Regions from separate parts of the Homo sapiens genome. Here regions 1, 2 and 4 are each linked to region 3. A link is a loop called in an ENCODE intact Hi-C map of the cell type or tissue named here. Cell type or tissue: dorsolateral prefrontal cortex. All regions are shown on one strand. Region 1 overlaps SND1 (staphylococcal nuclease and tudor domain containing 1). Region 2 overlaps LOC124901744 (a long non-coding RNA gene). Region 3 overlaps SND1 (staphylococcal nuclease and tudor domain containing 1). Region 4 overlaps SND1 (staphylococcal nuclease and tudor domain containing 1).

The links. Hi-C counts contacts between places; a loop is a spot of excess contacts. Peaks named below come from ENCODE experiments on the same cell type or tissue, not always from the same donor. Only the 100,000 strongest peaks of a DNase experiment are listed, where the experiment ranks them.
Region 1: a loop joins it to region 3, with 4 times the contacts of the local background. A loop is called at or near these places in 9 of 110 quality-filtered maps.
Region 2: a loop joins it to region 3, with 2.7 times the contacts of the local background. A loop is called at or near these places in 5 of 110 quality-filtered maps.
Region 4: it touches region 3 in a loop (2.1-fold over the local background); 3 of 110 quality-filtered maps call a loop at or near these places.

The regions. Positions count from the first base shown.
Region 1 is chr7:127,706,113-127,711,112 of GRCh38, forward strand. It overlaps SND1 (staphylococcal nuclease and tudor domain containing 1), which reads left to right. Exons shown (of 24, transcript NM_014390.4): 9 at 1,445-1,535. Among named protein-coding and RNA genes, the nearest start is that of SND1, 56 kb to the left of the region's middle. In dorsolateral prefrontal cortex, CTCF peaks have their summits at 2,800 (motif pointing right) and 3,000; a DNase peak (open chromatin) is centred at 2,809.
Region 2 is chr7:128,207,959-128,212,958 of GRCh38, forward strand. All of the region lies in intron 1 of LOC124901744 (a long non-coding RNA gene), which reads left to right. Among named protein-coding and RNA genes, the nearest start is that of MIR129-1, 2.6 kb to the left of the region's middle. In dorsolateral prefrontal cortex, CTCF peaks have their summits at 677, 878 and 1,991 (motif pointing left); DNase peaks (open chromatin) are centred at 673, 1,443 and 1,973.
Region 3 is chr7:127,938,144-127,943,143 of GRCh38, forward strand. All of the region lies in intron 15 of SND1 (staphylococcal nuclease and tudor domain containing 1), which reads left to right. Among named protein-coding and RNA genes, the nearest start is that of SND1-IT1, 57 kb to the right of the region's middle. In dorsolateral prefrontal cortex, CTCF peaks have their summits at 2,751 and 2,952; a DNase peak (open chromatin) is centred at 2,795; H3K27ac peaks cover 2,779 bases.
Region 4 is chr7:127,883,925-127,888,924 of GRCh38, forward strand. It overlaps SND1 (staphylococcal nuclease and tudor domain containing 1), which reads left to right. Exons shown (of 24, transcript NM_014390.4): 13 at 3,978-4,088. Among named protein-coding and RNA genes, the nearest start is that of SND1-IT1, 110 kb to the right of the region's middle. In dorsolateral prefrontal cortex, no CTCF peak of the experiment used is centred here; DNase peaks (open chromatin) are centred at 524 and 2,167; H3K27ac peaks cover 5,000 bases.

The DNA of each region.
Region 1 (5,000 bases), 230 kb before region 3:
ATCAAGTACAGTGTTCCAAATACTTCCGATTATTCTACAATGCTCAATTTCTGTTTTTTGGTTCAGAGAATCCTGTTATGTTCATTAGTATTCTAAATTAATTTGATTTTTTTTGCATTCTTTAATTTCTTGCCCCCCCTCCCCCCCCCCACCTTTTTTTTTTGAGACGGAGTCTTGCTCTGTTGCCAGGCTGGAGTGCAGTGGCACGATCTCCACTTACTGCAACCTCTACCTCCCTGGTTCAAGCGATTCCTCTGCCTCAGCCTCCCCAGTAGCTGGGACTACAGGCGCATGCCACCACACCTGGCTAATTTTTTTTTGTATTTTAGTGGAGACTGGGTTTCACCACGTTGGCCAGGATGGTCTCGATCTCCTGACCTCGTGATCCGCCCGCCTTGGCCTCCCAAAGTGCTGGGATTACAGGTGTGAGCCACTGTGCCTGGCCCAGTATCTTGCCTTTCTTTCAAGAAAGTGAATGCAATGAAAATAATATCTACATGTTATATGACATCGGTAGAAGATTTTATGGATTTTTTGGGGGAGTGCTCATCATTAAAAAACAAGCTTAGACCAGAGAATGCAAATCCTATTTTGATAATATGTGATTACTTGTCTGCTGTTTTGCATGCTGTATTTGAGCTACTTGAATTGTAGGTAAAATTGCATCCTCTGTATTGAATTACTTCTTGTATTTTACAACTACTACATCCTGCTTTGTGTTTTTCTCATTTTAGTGCTTCTCTAAAACAAAAGATTGCAATACTGTTTTCAGAAATAATAGTTCCTTTTCACTGCACATGTATCCACTTATTTGTAAGTGGTTTAAGACAGCTGTTCATTGATTTTTTTTAATCTTTGCACATATTCCATTTCCTACTCATAGTCTGGCTCAGAAAATATCTACTGGGCATAATACTTCAAAATAAATTTCTGGCTACATAGGTTTTTTTAAACTCTTGTCAGTGAACTTATGAGGATTTTGTTCATTTTCTAATTATTCTATAGATGCACTGTCATGACAGTTTTCTTCTTATATATAGGATTTGGTAGCTGGTAACCTTTTTGTAATTCAGATAGAAATTGAGCAGGTCTGTGCTTTTTAAGAAATATGTTTGTTTAGATGTGTGGGTTCTTCCCATTTTTTTGTAGTAGTCACCCAGGAGATATTAGATAAACCAGAGTTAATAATGAAGGTGGACTTGAACCATCTAGGCTCAAAAAATTGTATGCCTGGACCATAGTCTCCCAGCTGTGGGCTTACATTTTATATATGTATCTTGCATGTTTTCATTTACTCTCGCTCTTTGTTCTGGTTTGACTGGTAGTCTTTCTTCTGGATACATCTATAGGGTAGAGTAGGATGCTGCACCAACTGTGCTCCCATGGTAGTGGTGGATTCCATTTGCTGAGTCTGAATGATCTTGCATCCTTGCTTTGTTGCCAGGTTTGCCAAAGAGCGCAGGCTGAGAATATGGAGAGACTATGTGGCTCCCACAGCTAATTTGGACCAAAAGGACAAGCAGTTTGTTGCCAAGGTGAGTCATTCTCAGCATCTTGATATGCATAGTGGACATTGCCAGGCGAGTAATAATACAAGAATTTGAACAATTAGAAATGCTGAAGCTCTTGAAAATTTCAAGGCAAGCCAGTAGGAGTGTGTGTGTGTGTGTGTGTGTGTGTGTGTGTGTGTGTGTGTGTGTTTATTGTAGGGGGTTTAGAAACCATTAGACTATTTAAATTTCTTTGTAAATTAGCTAACTTCAAACTAGCTTGAAATATCTCTCATAGTTTAGGACTTCTTTTTTATCTGCCTAGCAAATAGCATTATCTTAAGATTTCCTATGTCCAAGTATAGATGGTCCCTGACTTATGCTGGGTCGACTTAAGATATTTTGACTTTACAGTGGTGTGAAAGCAATAGATACTCAGTAGGAACCACATTTGGAGTATCCATACAGCCATTCTGTTTATCACTTTTGGTCTAGTATTCAGTAAATTAATTAAATGAGATATTCAACACTTTATTATAAAACAGGCTTTGTGTTAGATTATTTTGCCCAATTGTAGACTTATGTAAGTGTTCCAAATGTGTTTAAGGTAGGTTAGGCCAAGCTATGATGTTTGGTAGGTTAGGTAAACTAACCTAAGCAAAAGTAGGCTACCTAACCTAAGGTAGGTTAGGCCAAGCTGTGATGTTTGGTAGGTTGTATTAAGTGCCCTTCTTTCCTTCCTTCCTTTCTCCCTCCCTCCCTTCCTTCCTTTCTTCCTTCCTTCCTTCTTCCCTTCCTCCCTTCCTCCCTTCCTGCCTTCCTCCCTTCCTCCCTTCCTTCCTGGCTGAAGAGAGATAAATGCATTTTCAACTTACAGCATTTTCAGCTTATGATGGGTTTATCAGGAGTTAACCCTGGTGCAAATCAAGGAGCACCTATAAATATATGACCTCAAGTTTCTCTTCTTTCTGTTTTGGAGCTCTTGGTTCCCCGCCCCACCGCCCCGAGAGTTTTCCATTGATATGTCTTGGGATAGACTACTTTGAAGGGAACTAGAGCTATTATCCTTGGTGGTATCAGCAGTGCTATAAAAATGTTTTTTCTTAGTTGCATGGTTTTGTAACTTGAGTAGTAGACCTGCTCTCTGTGTCTTCCCAAAATGCTGTAATGTTTTCCAGCCTATTTTTACTTTTGCCAAGAGATGCTAGAAGTTTTGTTTTTATGGGCTAAAAGTGGTTAAGTGCCAAATTCTTGGACTGAGAGGTTCTGTCTCCCTGTCAACTAACCATGAGTTTAGGATGGAAAGCCACTAGGTGGCACTGTGAGCCTGAGAAAGTCTGTCTTTTAAGCAACCTCTGAGGAACTGGCTAAATTTCTTCACTCTCTTTTTTATGATGCCCAAAGTAATAGGTCACAGAGTGGTCTAGTGGCCTCTTTCCCTCTTTTTGTAGGTGATGTCCAGGCAGCTGTGAGGTGAGCCAAAATCATTCCTTTTGGTAGGCATGAGTGGGACTTGCACCTGTTGGGATATCCTGGCATCCTCCAGGTCTTGTTGCAGACCACAATGTCCCTTCTTTGTGAGGCGTGTACGTGTGTGGACACTTGGACATGGCTTGCTCTGCCTACTTGGAACTCACTCAGTTGTGCTTATGCTTCCCGTAGTTAGCATAGCTGTGTTAACATAGCTACAGAATGAAAGGATGATTTTTCACCCAAAAAGGGAGGCAGGCCTTCAATTTTTCGCCATCTTCACTTTGAGAGTCTGTGACATTAGTGATGTAGATGAGGCATGTGAGGATCTTAGTACCCTGTCGTGTTCCTACCAGCCTGTCCTCTATTAAAACTGAGTTTGTAGAAAAACCTAGAATATTTTGAAGAGTTTTGGGCCTTGGCTGGTTGGGGAGTTAACTAAAGCACTGCATAAGAACAAAATTCAAAGGATTTAGATTATTGAGCTTTGCATTTATCTTAAATATGACTTTGTTGGTAATTAGAAAAGGGAGACCTACCTGTAGAAGAATTTTTTCCATTTTCAAAAATCTAGGATCCTAGGATCTGTTTTTTCTTTAAAAGAGAGCGAGGCTTTTATCATGACAATGAAGTTTTATTCATTACAGTGCCAAAGTAGAGGAGATTGCCTCTAGAAATCATCTGATGGAGAATTATGAGGAATAACCAATCTTCTGTAGAAATTGAAACATAAATTGAGACTGTTTGGGTACACGTCCGCTTAGAGGGTAGAGAGAAATGGGAAAAGAGTTTTTAAAACTTGACTTTTAAAAATTCTTTAGCATTCGTTTTGCTTTTAAAACAGGAAAAAAACATAAAGAAGATAAGCATAAATACCCATAGTACATGAAACACTATGACTTGGCCTTGTTTTGTAATTTTTTTTTTTTTTAACAAAGTTGATCATAGTGTCTGTCTCAGGGTTGGCAAACTATGGCCCATGGGCTGAATTTGGCTGGGCACTTGTTTTTGCATGATCTGTGGATTTTACACTGAAAAAAATGGATTTTGCGTTAATAAAAAATATATCGTGGCATGTGAAAATTATGTGAAATTAAATGTCAGTATCGTAAATAAATTGGAACATAGCTATATGTGTTCGCTTGTGTATTGTGTGTGTCTGTTCTTGTGCTATAATGGCAGAGGTGAGTAGTTGTGATAGAAACTGCGTGGCCTGCAAAGCCTAAAATATTTGTTATCTGGCTTTTTACTTAATAGTTTGATGATCTCTGATCTATACCAGTCCTACTCAAAATGCCTTGATAAAGTGACATAAGGAGCTTGGGCCAGAATGTAAATCAAGGCATTACTTCCTTCATCAAGAAAAGCTTACTACAAAAAAAAAAAAAAAAGTCAGCAATGTTCTTAGTGATGTAGTTGATTAATGTTCTAGTACAAGTTCCTTATCTTACTGCAGACTGGCAGCCACTTTGAATAGCACTGATCTGTACTCTTTTGTGTGTAATTTTTAAGTTTGCACATTTTTATTTTTAATACAGAAAATTTAAAAATTTTTTATAGGCTTACTAAAGAATGTACCAGTTCAATTTCACTCTTCCTTGAGGCAGTCACTTTCAACTCTTGGCTAATTCATCCCTGAATAAAACATTTACATGGCTATTTCTTAATTTTTCAGTTTAAGGGCAACTCCTTTCCTTCATACCATGGAAGAGGAGGACTTAGTTTTTTCACATAAGCACACATACTCAAGAGGGCGCACAGTGCTCTTACCCAGTTCTTCCAATATGATTATGTCATAAGTTAGTTAATAGTCAGTATTTATTTTAAGTGATAATCACCACAGTGCTATATAGCATATTATGGCTACTTCTAGTTTCCTGCAAAATTTTTTTGTTTTCCCTGGAGTTAATAATTTTTAAAATTTACATTTTTTTACATACTTATTTTAATTCAGCCTCCAAACTCTGTCTAAATCTCCTCTCAAGAGGAGATTCATTCAGTCTGCTAACAGTATCTTGGAGCTTTGCAACCTGCATCAAT
Region 2 (5,000 bases), 270 kb after region 3:
CACAGGGGAGGCTGCCCCAAGGGCTCCAGGTGAGTCACAGCAAACCCAAGAACAGTGAATGGAACTGGGGTCTCCTGGCTCTCCTTTAGAGTTGCTGAGTGACTTTAAGTCCAGCACTGAGCCTCTCTGGGCCTCACTTATGCCACTCTTTTCATCATTTACCAGTGGGCAATGTCAAGTGAGAGACTCCACAGATAAGAAAAATAAAGGAGTGGCTCAATTACATGCCAGGGAAAACCGCTTTGGTGGATGAAGGTCACACAGCTCTCCCAGCATTCTGTCCTCTGTATACAGATGATCTCCTTCTGAAATCCTTTTGGGGATGACCCCCTTCCACACCATGGACACTTCTGGGTGGGTTGTCACTCAAGAGGTCCTGCCCTCTTCTGCCCACTGGGTGGACACAAGAATTGAAATCTGTAAAGGATACTGAGATTGGGAACAAAATAATTGATGCTGATTGATCCCAGCAGTGTATGGCGAGAAGATGACAAGCTTCCACTGCCTGTATCACTGACTTGCCTAATGTCTGCCCTGCCCTGGCCTGGATCTTAACCGCGCCCTTCATTCTGTGAACTACCCCCAAATCCTTCAAATAAAGTCCTTGATTGCTTGTTAGAGTCAATAATATTGCTTGCTGAGGATCCAGAGACCTCTAGAGAGAGGAGGTGGAATTGCACACCCTGGGAAAGAGGAAGGTGTGAGTTACCATCCCTGGGGGAGGCCCCACAGGTGTCAGCCCTCAGGGGGCAGGGGACTGACAGGGGACAGAGCTGACAGCAGGGGTCATATACAAGAGTTGGGTTGGGGGCCTAAGGAAACTTCCCCAAAGGTGAGAACCATGTTGGGATAAAGGACAGAGGAGGACCTATATGATATGGAGAGAAGTGAAATACAGCTAAGTGGGGTCCTCACCTCTAAAGAGGCCAGGGGCCGGGCACATCTGTAATCCCAGCACTTTGGGGAGCCGAGGTGGACAGATCACTTGAGGTCAGGAGTTCAAGACCAGCCTGGCCAACATGGTGAAACCCCGACTCTTACTAAAAATACAAAAATTAGCTGGGCATGGTGGCGCAAGTCTGTAATTGCAGCTACTTGGGAGGCTGAGGCAGAGAATCGCTTGAACCAAGGAGACAGAGGTTGCAATGAGCCGAGACTGCGCCACTGCACTCCAACCTGGGTGAGAGAGCAAGACTCCATCTAAATAAATAAATAAATGGGGCAGAAAACAGGTTATGCCAATTACAGGTTGTTGTAGATTCCCAGTCCCTCCTCCTCATGCCGGATAGCTGGGGGATCGACACTGCAGCCGCGGTGAGGCCACGGCAGGTCAGGAATGACCACACGGACATCCATCTTGTTGTCCACCACTGACAATGAGACGGATGACCAGGCTCCCGAGTGCCGAGTGCCGTAGTGCTCTGCGGCCAGGAAATGGCCAGGGGCCAGGGACCCTCCTTATCTGGAATCCTCCCACTCGGCCCTGGGGTGGCCACTTGTGCCGAGACAGCCCAAGGTTGGGGGCGTGGCATCAGGCCTCCCCAAGGCCTTTACTGCTGCAGAGCCACAGCCCTCAAGAAACAAGGCCCCTGGAAGATTCCTTCCCTAAGCAGAAGCTGCTGGAGGCCATTTTAAGGCAATATGTGAGCTGGCGTGTCGCCTGCAACTGAGTTCAGAGGTGCTAAAGGATCCTGAGTGGGGCTGGGGGTTTGCTGTGGAGGTTCAGGAAGAAAGGCTGGGTTTACGGGTCCAGGAACAATTACTGCAGGTTTGTGAGGCCAACCGAGCCCCCACTAGGTGACAGCCAGACAGCAGTGGGAGAAGGGACGATGGCGACGAGCAAAACGGCACGGCTGAATAATACCTGTGACCACGGGAGCTCCTGCCCCTGATGCTATCCTGACCCTCCCCATCCCACCCAGCTGCAAAGCAGTTGTTGCTCTGCCACCTGCTGCCAGCATGCGGGTGGGAATGCGTGTGCAGCTCAAGGGTGGCATCGTGTGGTCATAGTGGGGTAGTGCACCTCACAGCTTCCAAAGAGCTTCATTCTGCGGAGTCACTCAAGGAATTTTGAGTCTATGTGCCAGACTCTGTTCTAGGACTGCAAGATCTTTCCTAACAGAATCAGAGTTTTTGTGAGGAGCAGTCTTGAGGGGTGCAGAGCCTGAGAGGGGAAGGGGAGAAGAGAAGGAGAGAAGGAGAGAAGGAGGGGAGGTGGGAGGGGGAGGGTTGCTAGAGCCCCTTGGTGAGCGTGTCTACAGCCAGACTGCTCTAGGGCACCTTTCAAAGTGGCTTCTGGGTCCACATCTCAGGCATTTGACGACTTAACCCTTTGCATGAGCCTCGCAAATTGCAACTCAAATCCCTGCCACCCTAGAGAACCTATTCCCTCCAGAGGGAGAGGGACTCAGGAGAGGCACTATTCCAAAAAGGCTCCTGTTCCCAATGTTAAAGGAAAGAACCCAGACTTCAGAATCAATCCGATCTGGATTCAAATCTCAGGTTGTCCCTGCGCCAGCTATGTGGCCTCAGGAAAGTCCTTAGCCCTCTCTGTGCCTCGGTGTCCTCATCTGTAAAACAGGGAAAATCATGCCCCTCTGACAGGGCGGTGGGTTCTAGTCAGTGAAATAATGTCAGGACAATGGATGGTCCCCACCATAAAAAGCAAGGCCCCCGATTCTGTGTCCAGGGGTATCAGCTCTGGGGGGCATCTGCTTGGCTGCTCATGAGTGGCTGTCTTTCCACAGCTGTGTGGATGTGTCTGGCATTTAGCAGTCGGTTGTCTGAAATCAGCCATGGAGTTTTGCCCCCTGCTTTATTGCTCCCAAGCAGGTTCCTCACCTGCCGAGCGCCTGCGGCTGTGTGCCAAAGGCTGAGTGCGCCACAGCGAGGAGCAGCTGCCAGACCTGGAGTGAGCAGAGGGAGAAACTGGACTTCAGAATAATCAGAGCTGGATGCTAATCTCAGGTCCCACCTGCACTAGCTGTGTGGTCTCGGGAGAGTCTTACGGGTGGGAAGGACCAGGGCCTTGTGGGCTGAGAGGCTTGGGGAAGCCAGGGGGAGCCAGGTCCCCTCACTGCTCTCGAAGAACCGGCAGTGGTGTTGGAACTCCCAGAGCTGGAGAGGCTCAGGCCGGGAAGGGCTGTCCTGACCTGCGGGCCATCATGGCCTTTCGGGGAGGGAGGGAGGAGATGAAGAGGTGGCACAGAATTGACAAAGGAAAGGCAGGAATGAAAAGGAAGGTGGGGGAATGTGGAAGGCAAAATGAGAAGTCTCTCCGGGTGGCTGATGTCACCCTTTCTGATTGCTCGAGGTGCCAGCAGGGGCACCTTGGCAAGGTGTCCCCTCTCCCAGGAGGCTGAGACCAGGATCTGATCCAAGCTGGGCCACCTGGAGAGAGTGGCCTGAACTAGTCTCCATCATGCTCTGGGCCTGGGTTTCTGCATTTGTAAAATGAGAGGAATGTGCTGGATCAGATACAATCTCCTCTCCCACCAGGCCCACCCCACACTCGGCAGGAAAGCAAGGACTGGGGCCCCAACAGCTGTCCTTGAGAGTGGGAGCCGCTGAGGGCACAGGAAGGAGTTTTGGGGGCGGCAGGCAGGGAAGCAAGCAGGATGGGAACGCCAGGCTCTCAGGGGAAGGAACCAGATAAATCATCAGCAAGGAAAACCTATAGGTTTCCCCAAAGTACAATTTGAATAGAAATGTCAAATGCACCTGGAGTTATTACACCCTGTAATCCTAATGACATATAATCCTATACACCAACAGGATAATATCACGAGTGTGTGTGGCAACACTGCCGCATGTTAATCCTGCCTGCCTCCTGGGATGATCTTTCTCATCCCAGCAGAGCCTACAGAGCCTCCTTTGTTCTTCCCAGAAGTGGCCTCATCGGGCTGGACCTGGGGGAGGTGACCAAGGAAGTGAAAATCAAAGAGCCCAAGGAATGAAGCTGGCATGGCGCTAGTCAGGGGATGGACAGGTGTGGTTTGGTGCTTTCATTTTTTGCCTAATCTGGATGCATCCTAAGTCCCCTGGAAGTTGCCAGCCCCACATCAGCATCTGTGTTGAGGACCCTCTTCTCTCCCCGCCTACCCCCGCCCCTAACCCTTTCCTTCTCTCTCATTCTTCCTTTCCTGTATCCTTCCCTTTCTTCCCCAGCATCTATGCTCTGTTCTGCCAGGAGCACTCTCGGAGATATGGTTCGTCCTCTTGAGAGGGAAAGCCTCCTGGGACTCGCGTGCACCCGTCCTGTCCAGCTGCGCTCCTTAGTTGCGGGCCCTGGAGCCAGGGAAGGTGGGAGTGGACTTTCGCCTGAGGCAGCAGCTGCGTGGTTAGTGGTCTGTGGCCAGGGGGGCATTTCAAGGTAGGGCACAGAACTTCCAGGCCAGTGCACCAGCCCAAAATAGAGCCCTGGTTGGCTTTATCTACCGTGTAGCCTGTGCTGGTCCCCATGACATAAGCTTCTTTTGCTGTGAGACAGGAAATCTCTTTCTAGGCTCCTGGGGAGATGAGATTTTTCAGGTCAAAGTCTCAGAGTCATTCACACAATCCAGGAATCTCTTCCCAAACTCCATACTCCTATGCTCGGCCCTCCAAGGCAGTGATTCTCGAAGTAGGAACCACTTCAAGACCAGCAGCTCAGCACTACCAGGGATCTTATTAGAAATGCAAATTCTGCCAGGTGCGATAGCTCACACCAGTAATCCCAGCACTTCGGGAGGCCGAGGGGGCAGATCACTTGAGGTCAGGAGTTTGAAACCAGCCTGGCCAACATGGTGAAATCCTGTCTCTACGAAAAGTACAAAAATTAGCTGGGCATGATGGCGCATACCTGGAGTCCCAGCTACTCAGGAGGCTGAGGCAGGAGAATCGCTTCAACCCAGGAAGCGGAGGTTGCAGTGAGCTGAGGTTGCACCACTGCACTCCAGCCAGGACGACAGAGCAAGACTCCATCTCAAAAACAAAAACAAAAAAAAAAAAAACAGAAATGC
Region 3 (5,000 bases):
GAGCTGCTCTAGTTCTTTACTTTTAAAGATATCATTATAGGAATTATAAGAATTATGTTCATGTCCGGGGATCCTGGAGAGTCACTTACAGGAAAGAATTAACACAATGAACAGATTTGGGTAGTGTTTTTTAATGAGTACAAGATTTTTACAAGCACAGATTAAGAAAAGTAGTCTTCAATAGATAAATTTTGGATGATACATAAATTAGTAGGATAACTTCTCCCTCGAATATCTTTTAGTCTAGTTATGTAGATGGCCATACAAATAATGTAAACAAGGAAATATGAAAGAGCAGTTATCAAAAGCATAGGCCACCTAGTATGAGAATACAGAGCAAATAACAATTGTTGAATGGAAAAGTTTTCCTCAGGGCGATGGCATTTGAGTTTCCGAGAAGATCTGCTACATTTTCTTTGGGCAGACTGGGTTTGATTCATCTAGGCAGAAGAAGTTGGCCTGTATCAGATCTCAGGAAGAGTTGCCTAAAAGAAATGGACATATTAATCAATCATTTTTCTCTCCGCTTTTGTATTGGTGTGTAAATCTCCCTCTTAGCTCTTCTGCTATTGAGCCTTCACTGCTCCACCTTCAGCTCTCCGTCTATGCAGGCACACTGTCACCCACTGGTCATGTGAATGAAACCTCCAATTACACCAGGATTATTTTCATCTTTACACCATGAATCATCCCCAGAATGAGCCTCATCATACTTGTGGGTCATTCAATTACATGGTTATTTAATAATTTTTTTTTATATTCAGTGGGCACAATGCTAGGAATACAGAAATGGATGATACAGTTCCAGCCTTTGAGCAAAGTAATTGTGTCTACTGGAGTAAAGAATGTATTGACATGAAGAAAAAAATATTTTAAAAGCATAAGGGTAAGCAAAACATGGCTTAAATACTATACAAATGAGAACAGCTCAGATTTTATAAAACAATAAGAGTAAATATGTAACTGCTGTCAAAAAGGCTGTTTCAAAACTCGGAAATACAGAACGCAGAGAGGAGTGGAGCCAGGTACTGACCCAGCCCAAGTCATTGCATTCCTGGTGGTACGGTGTACCATCTGAGGACCATCCTTTTAGGAAGGACATCAGGAAACTGCAGGTGGTCAGATCAGAGGAGGATGAACAAAGATGCTAAGAGCCTCAGCATGCCAATACCTGAAGATTGGGAGTAGGAATTAAAAGACAGACTTCCATGACATAATCTAGTGTTTCAGGGTAAAAGAGAGAGAAACATGATTTGTTCAGTACCCATTCCAGAGTAATAAATAAAGTCATCACTAAAAATAAGATTTGTTTGGCCTGGTTTAATGGCAGTCACAGACCTTGGAGCTAAAACACTTAAAGATGAATTCTTGCCCTCCTGCTTCCTAATTAATTATTTCCGTCAGACTGGCCTGCTTATCTTGGTGTGATGCTGGTGACCTGGAGGTGAGGGAGACAGCAAGGCCGATGTGGCATTTATGTGCCAGCCTATCTAGGGCCTCCTATAACTAGCAAAAGATAGTCCTAGTGGTGTCATCGCCTTCTATGGAGTCAGACTGTGGAGGATGGTGTGGCCTCCTGATTGGGGTGTTCAGCCCTTACCATCTACTGGGTTTTATGTGCCAAGAAAAGATAGATGTTGATTTACCCTTGCTGTTAGATGATAGGCCTGTGGATTAGCTTTGGATGGGTAGGTCAGTGAGGAGTTTCCTTCCTCCTGAATTCTCTGACTAGTGTTTCTACTCTTCTACTCTAAAGCGTTCTATTGTGCTTTTTACTCTTATGCTTTCATGTTTTAATACTGATGAGACAAGGGGAGAAAACATCCTGGATAGAAAATGAGGCCTGTCCTATGCAGAGCTAATGAGGCCAGTGGAGTAGTAGAGAAGGTCAGTCCTGTGAGCTTTTCCCTAGGTGTTCCTTTTCGGGCCCTTCTCCTTCCCTCCTACTTTAAAGCGCGTTCTGTCTGAGTCTATGCAGGGTTGTCTGGCTTGCCTTCCACCTGGTGGGCACTGGGGGATGGAATGGGAAACTTCCAGAAATCTGATGGCTTTTCTCTGTTGGATTATTTCCAAAAACAGCACCTGTCTCGTTGGTTGTGCCTAAATGCCTCAGTTCTAAGTCCCTTCTTGTGGCTTTCCCAGAGGAATACATTTCAGTGTAGATTATTCAACACTATCTTGTCAACCTGTGGGCATTTCCCAGCAGCCACTTAGTAGTAATGTTGACAAGCTACTGTGCTACTCACCAGAACTCCAGCCCTGTGGGGGAGTCCATTTGGTCAGACTAATAGTAGAAAATGGCAGGACCTGGATGCAGGAGAGGGAGTGTAAATGGTTTGGTAATTTGAAATTAAAGGTTAATGCTTTGAAATCTGGTAATGGGCAGCGCCAGGGTGAACAGTGCACACTGCTGTAAGACTTAATCCTGGTTGCTATGGAAACTACCTCACAAATCTCCCACCCCTTTCAACCAGATTTGACTGGGTTTAAAAAATAAATAAATAAAACCATTCTTCATCATTGAAAAGCTGTTTGCCCCCTTCCCCAAACTCCAGGTCATTGCTCACCTTGAGTTTCTTTCAAAAGTTTTTCTGAGGCTTCCCCAGTCAGATGGGCTGGATCTGTTAGAGTTTGGGCCTGGCTCTTTGTGTGGAATTTGAATAAATAGCATTAACATGGGAATTAGAAGACACTTAAGTGTCCAATGTGGGCAGCATGTGCAAGCTTGCTCTCCTGCTGGCCTTGAGGAGGCGTCATAGTTTCAGTCCTGGCACTGGACAGGGCCACTGACCACAGAATGCACTTCCTCATTCCCCATGTATGGGGGGCTCTGAGGAAGCCCAAGGAGCTGCTCTTCGTCTCAGTGCTGTGGAGTGTTCCCAGATTCTGCTGCAGGGCTGCCAAGCACTGGCCTATGAGGAGCAAGAACAATCCACAGAAGTTCGTTTCATGTTTGGAAGGCATCTGAGACACAACTGCATTCTCTCCGTCATTTTATTTCATCATTAGAGCTTTTTCCAATTTACTTAAATGACCCTCTTAATCTAGACCTTGTAAGTTTTTGGGCTTTTTTTAACCAAAGCTTCTTCACCCTTTGCCTATGATGAAGTAAATGAGATCTACATCTCATTTGGCTCCCTGCAAGATTAGCTTATAGGCTTCTAAAGTAGGCTTTGTAGAAAACTTTCTATTCAAGCTTTCTGGATTCCCTGTAGTTTTTCCTTAATATACTTATTATACTCTGTAATGCTGTTACAATAGCATTCCTCAGTAAACCCTCGTAACTCCCATGCTTACCTTTACTATGAGTAGGAAAATATTTAAATCCACTGGTTAGTCTGCGGCTGGTGGAGAAGTTCCCATTTCCCTGCCCTTGTGTGCCTCCTTTTCCTGAGCTTGTACATCTGCTAGTGATTTTTCTAGGGTTAATTTGGGTGTTTTTATTTTTAAATTGGAACATGGTGTCTGTCTCTTCTCTGTGTGTGTTTTGGATGCAGCCCCTGTGCTAGGCATGCGGTTATTAACTCCACTGATATACCAGTTCGCTCATTAGCATTTGCATTTTAAATTACAAGCTAGAGCAGACGACATTTATGCTATATTTGTACCATTGCCTTCTTCATGAATGATGTCGTATGTGCAGGGAATGCAGAAATAACTCTTCTAAGGCCCTGATGTATTTTAGTCTCTTTTTTAGCAAACTGCTATTTCTTTTTTACTCTTGATTCTTATTGTTTGATAGGGAGTTTTTTTTTTTTTTTTTTTTTTTAAATTTTCCAAGTTTAGACCTATTTGTGAGTGCTACTGATTGGGAAGTGCTAACGACAGACCAGCCCTTCATATCAAAATAGGCATATTGCGTAGAGTGGCCATTTTTCCCTTTCACGTGGTGCTCCTTGTAAGCAGCCTGCCTTGATTTGAGAGGAGGGAGTTTTTTCCTCCACAGTTTGGTGGGTGGGAAGACATGGTAACAGTTACTTGTTCTTGCTAGTATTCTTGCTCACATCCCTCTTTTTTATAGTTGACTAGTCAGTGGTTATTTAACACCTGTTAATTACTTGACACTGCAAGGGGAAAAAAGGAAATAGTGTATGCCTTCAAGGGTCTTATTTTTGACAAGCATTTATATTGCACTACAGTACAGCATATACTTAAATATTAATATTGAGTGTAAAATACCAAGTTAGAGGTGGGTCTTTTAAGTGAGATTTGCCAGGAGCAAAGGTCTCGTGGAGCAGCCGTTGCTCTTGCCAGATGGTACAATAGCTTCAGCATCTGCATCTCAAGAACTGAATCAGAAATGCACAGTCATAGATCATGGATCTGTGACTGAAGCCTTCCTAGGCTTGCCTCATTGTGCCTAACATAGTGTCTGGTTTCTAGCAGCAGGATGAGGGCAGAAAGCGAGCTCTGGTAGATAGGTCTGTGTTTGTGCCATTTTGCTTTCCTCTGTGAGCTCTAATTTTGGTTCTCTGAGTTCTGTTGCAGAGTTTCTTCCTGTTGGTGAATGCTAACTTTTAAAACATCACATGAAAAATACAGGGAAGTCATACTGGAGGTAAATGTGCATTGTTGTTAGGCAAGCACAAATTCTGCAGTTGATAGAAACTATTTTTATTTCCCCACTTTCTCCCTAAAGGTTTTCTCTGATATAATCTTCATTCTTCTAATAGCTGTTGGAATAACCAAGACACGAAGAGTTGCATTTGATGCTGATAATCCAAGTACAGATGATACATTAATTCAGAACCTGATCCCTTTAAGGAGTCTCATTGCTGCACATGGCATATTATACATTAATAATATGGGGTAATAGCATTCTGAGCCTCTTACGTGGATCCATTTCATGCTATGAGGTTGGCCTCACAGTGAACATTGCCATATCATACTCACTCCTTATTCCCTTAAAGAATACATCTTACTATTGGAATGAGTGCTGGGTGGTTGGTAGCTTTGGTTCCTTCAACACAGTAGCACTTGAGCTGTGCCACTTCACAATC
Region 4 (5,000 bases), 54 kb before region 3:
GTCTACCAGGCTTCTCCACTGTAAAGGTACTATTTTACTCTTTCTAATTAATAGATATTTTGTGAGGAGACACTTTGAACTACATAGTTTTCACCTCTCATTAAACTCCCAAGTTATTTATTTGTTTATATTAGAATGAATTCATGGAATCTCATTTTATTCAAACAGTTATAATCCACTCAAATTGTTCCCAATTTGGCCAGTAGGAGCCAGGACTTCTGTGTCCTTTGGACATGTCTCCTATTTTTTTTTGAGCACTTCCTTGTTTTCTGGTACTACATGTTCCAGGCTTATCTTGTACTGTCTTCCCCAGATCTGAAATTAGCCATTTATCTAAGGAGCCCACATTTCCATCTATATTTATTTTTATATGTTTATTTCTAAATCTATCTATATCTATTGAAAACCATGTGTGGCAGTCATGAAAATGTGCCTCCTGGATCTCCAACTGCAGGAAACATAATAGACTGACAGCCCAGCTGCTGTGCTTTGAAATCAATCACTGCTACTTCAGCCAAGGCTATGCTTCCCACCAGCTGCTCCCAGCCAATAGCGGAGCGCAACAGAGATACTAAGGCAGGCCTATTGCTGAGGGACATAGGGTTCCTCTGACGGACAATTTTGACTTCTTATCAAGCTTTGACGAAACTCTTTGGAACAGGCCCGTAGCTCAGATGTTCCCTATCTAACCTTCCTTCATTCCCTCCATTCTGCACAGGGGTTTGACCTGCACTGCAGTCTGTTGGCTCTTCCCAGGCCTCCTGGGGTTCCCTTCCCACCTTCCTTGAGATGAGTTTTCTCCAATTAATCTCTTGCACATCTAATCCTTCTTGGCACGTGCCTCTTATAGAACCTGAACCAACATACCATGAGTTCACACAAATACCTAAAATTCCAATCCACTGCTACAGGGTTCATTCTAGTTTTCTTCCTTTCCATATTTGTATATACCTACTCTGACAGTGAGAAACCTGGCTTATCCTTAGTACTTTCACTGGTAGGGTTGATATTCCTTAGTGTAACCAATCTTGTAACACTGATGTCACCCCTCCCAAGTGGACACTCAGTCTTTAATGCCTGGCTATGGAGCCACCTTCCATGTGGATGTTTGCACCCAGGTTGAACTCTGATACCTTGTATGAGTGATCATCCTTACCTTCCTATGGGGCTCTGACACCCCAAGCCAGACTAGCCTATACTTTGTGCAAAATACTGTGCTTGGAACTGGGATATAGAGCAAGAAAAGCATGGCCCCTGCCCTCACAGTGTTTATCACTCACCAAGGAAGATAAACAATGAATGAATAATTGCCATATATTGTGATGGTGTATCACATGGGGAACCCACCAAGAAGAGAACACATGTGATTCTCATATGCATTGCACGTAGTGAATGCCCAATGGTGATGGTTGTTATCATTTCATGTATTTTTACTCTTGTTACCGCTAAGCACCAGCATCACAACTGTTCCTCCAGGAGAAATCTATAATTAGGGGATAAGAAGCTAAGAGAACATGGCTTAGATGCTGAGCTTTAAAGGAAAGAGAGAAGAAAGTTAGTGGGCAGGGTGTGGAGTGATTTGGGAATCTAAGGCCTCAGGAACTCCATATGGCAGGTCTTAACTGGTTTGTAGACATTTGCTGATAGGATAAAGAGGGCAGGGACAAGGAAGAGTAGAGAAAGTGCCCTTGGTTTTTCCCGGCCAGGCAGGTACTCAGTAATTCTGTGTATTGATTTGAGCAGCATTAACTGGGGTGGATCATTAAACATTTGTGTTGTTTTTCTTTATATATCAAAGCTTGTTTGTGTGAATTTTTCCTTGCCTGCTCTGCCATTCCCACTTTCTCCTCCAAACCCCATGTATTTACTGTAAAATGTCAATGCTCAGTAATTCAAAATGCAGTAACAAATATTTCTTTGTTTTCTTGGCATTTAAAACAGCCAGGACATCTCAAACTATCAAAAGTGGAGTTGTCCCCCATGCCACTCCCCAGCCTTCTTACTAGCTCTTTGATGGGTGGAGCCTCTCTTGTTCCCTGCTAGGGCCCCTTAGTGACAACCTTAGTTTAAATCCTCACCATGTATCAACATCTACATCTGCTGATTTGAGGCTGTTGCCTTCTCCATGCTGCCAAACACAACTCTGTGATAATGACAGCATTTGCCAGCACGCTTATGTGGTGACTCAGGAGACAGGGTGGCCAGCAAAGCAGCCTCTTTGTGGGAGTGGATTTTGAGAAGTGCTAATTCCGTGGCAGTTTGGAGATATTAATACCGTGCTGGCAGTAGATAAACAGACATCCGAGGGGCATATAATGAGAAGATAATCAGCCACTGCATCTTTTCCTCCTTGCTCTACCAACACATTTATTTTTTCTTCTTTAAAAAAAAAAAAGCATGTTCTCCTGGGTTTTGACGAATAGAGCCCTTAAATTGCGTAAACATGCACAGATACTGGTTGGTTCAGCTCCCAGCATCCCCACAGTATAACTTTCTAAGAACCACTGGTGTGTTAGGAGTTAACCACATTTTCAAACAATACTCAGTCATAGCATATGGCACGGTAGCCTATTGCTTACCATAGCCTCTCCCTAAAGGGCAGCAAACCAGATGGTTTGAGTAGGGCCTTTGGTGTAATTATGACAGACACAAAGAAAGACATAACCACCATTCTCCCTCAATAATATCATGCTTCTTGTTTTCCAGTATTTGCTATAGTTAATTATACTTAATTTTTGAAAATTTGTTTTTGCAGTTTGATTGTTCATAACAAAGTTCCCTTTCCAGGTTGGGGAGGAACCATTCAAATATGTATCATTAAGTGTCTGCATATCATTTCCCATTCATCCTTCTCTAGCTAGTAGATGCAGGCCACATAGAGTGGCATCTCTCATTCCCAAGTGTGAGCAATTTTCTTATTCTGGCAAAAAAAAAAAAAAAAAAAGATTTGTTGCATTTGAGAATTACTTTGCATTAGAGTCTAACCTGAGATTTTTTGTAGCTCCCATGGAGTATTGCTCCAAAACTGGTCATCTCAGATTTTATATTGTTTACTTTCTTTGTTCCCCATCTTGATTTGCTTTTTTCTTTCTTTTTTGAGATAGGGCCTCATTCTTTTACCCATGCTGCAGTGTAGTGGTGTGATCACAGCTCACAGCAACCTCAAACTCCTGATCCTCCTCCCTCAGCATTCCAAGTAGCTGGAACTACAGGCATGCACCACCACACTCGGCTAATTTTTAAATTTTTATTATGGAGATGGGGGTCTCATTGTGTTGTCCAGGCTGCTCACAAACTCCTGGGCTCAAGTGATCCCAGCGCCCGGGCCTCCCAAAGTGTTGGGATCATAGGCATGAGCCACAGCACAAAGAATTTCCTTTCTACTAGAATGCCTCCCTCCTGCCTGCCTCTTCTCTCTTCATTCATAGTCTTATCTTTTCCAAGCCCACTTTGGGTAGAAGATCTACTCTCAGGAGTTCTTATAAGAGAAACACTTCGTTATGTAAAACCAATGTTTCTAACGTTGCCAAACTAAAAGAAGACATTTTCTGGTTGTTCTGTCGGCTAGAAAGATTTTGAGAAATTTAGGTCATGCTTTTATATGTTCCATTTTTTTCTCTATGTGCCTAATATTTTATAGCAGACTTTTCTTGAGGGCAGTGGCTTGTTTATAACATTCTGTAAATAGCCTGGTGCAATGTGGGCTTTTTACAGATTTTTTTTTTTTTGCTAGTTTTTAATATTTGGATTGATATAGCATCTGACTGTACTAACCAGAAAAATGCTGAGCTAGGGAACTTTGTTATTTAACCTTTTATTTGGATTTCTAGCTTAGCAACTCATAGGTCTTGAAACCTTGGCTTCTCTCTCCCTCTGCCAGAATGCGTTAAGACCTCCAGGTGCTAACTGTTATTATTTCTGTTGACTGAGCCCCATATGCACTTCTAGTGCTCACTGACCTATCTTTTCTGTTGCAGAAACATTGCTGAGGCTCTTGTCAGCAAAGGTCTAGCCACAGTGATCAGATACCGGCAGGATGATGACCAGAGATCATCACACTACGATGAACTGCTTGCTGCAGAGGCCAGGTAAGACCAAACATTACTAAACACATGGGGAACCCACACCCTCACTTTTTTCTTTCCCAGTTTTGTGCCTATACCTGAGCAGAATGTGTTGGAAAATAATATGCTGAGAAAGCATGTATTATTATTCTAGATTTTCCCCATGAAAAGAAGGACACACTTTGAACTTGCTGTCTAATTTTGTTTAAGTGCACTTGGTCTTCCATTTTAAAAAATATGTAAAATAGGTATATATTAGATATGATCTCCCTTTGTAGCTGTATAAAAGAAAGCATGAATGAGTGCTCTATAGGAGATATGTTTATCATCATTCCGGGACTAACTGTGAAGCCGTGCTTATGTCTGTAGTACATTTGCCTCTGTTTCTTACCTCCAAAGGCCTCTACTCCTAGCCCCTCCCGTTTACCACCTCTAGACCTTTTGTCATGTACAAAGGAAAGAAAACATTTATTAGGAAATGAGTTTTAGTTTCAAACACTTCTGACAGCTGGCAGGAGACCATTTGAGAAGCCCTGTGACATTTTACTTTTGTCCTTCATCCCTGTGGCTGGTTGCCCCAAGGACATGCATGCTGCTCAGCAGTATTTCTGGCCATTGTCATCCCTCAAGGCTCTTACTCAGGGAGTCTTTTGTCACTGGGTAGTGTGGTAGTTGAGTGATTCCCAGACTTCCTGGGAAACAGAGCAAGAACTGAGCTACTTATTGCTGAACTGACTTGGATAGCTCAGCAGACTGCTTGGACTCAACCAAAATATATCCATTGTTTAAACGTGATTTCAGAGGCCTGCCTCACTCAGCAGTTTTTCCATAGCCTCTAGGACCCATTTAGTTCTAGGAGTTTGGTAATTGTCAGGTTATTTTCTATAGTTAGAGGAGGAATGATTCTGGGCACATGTTATCTAATCTCGGCTTCAG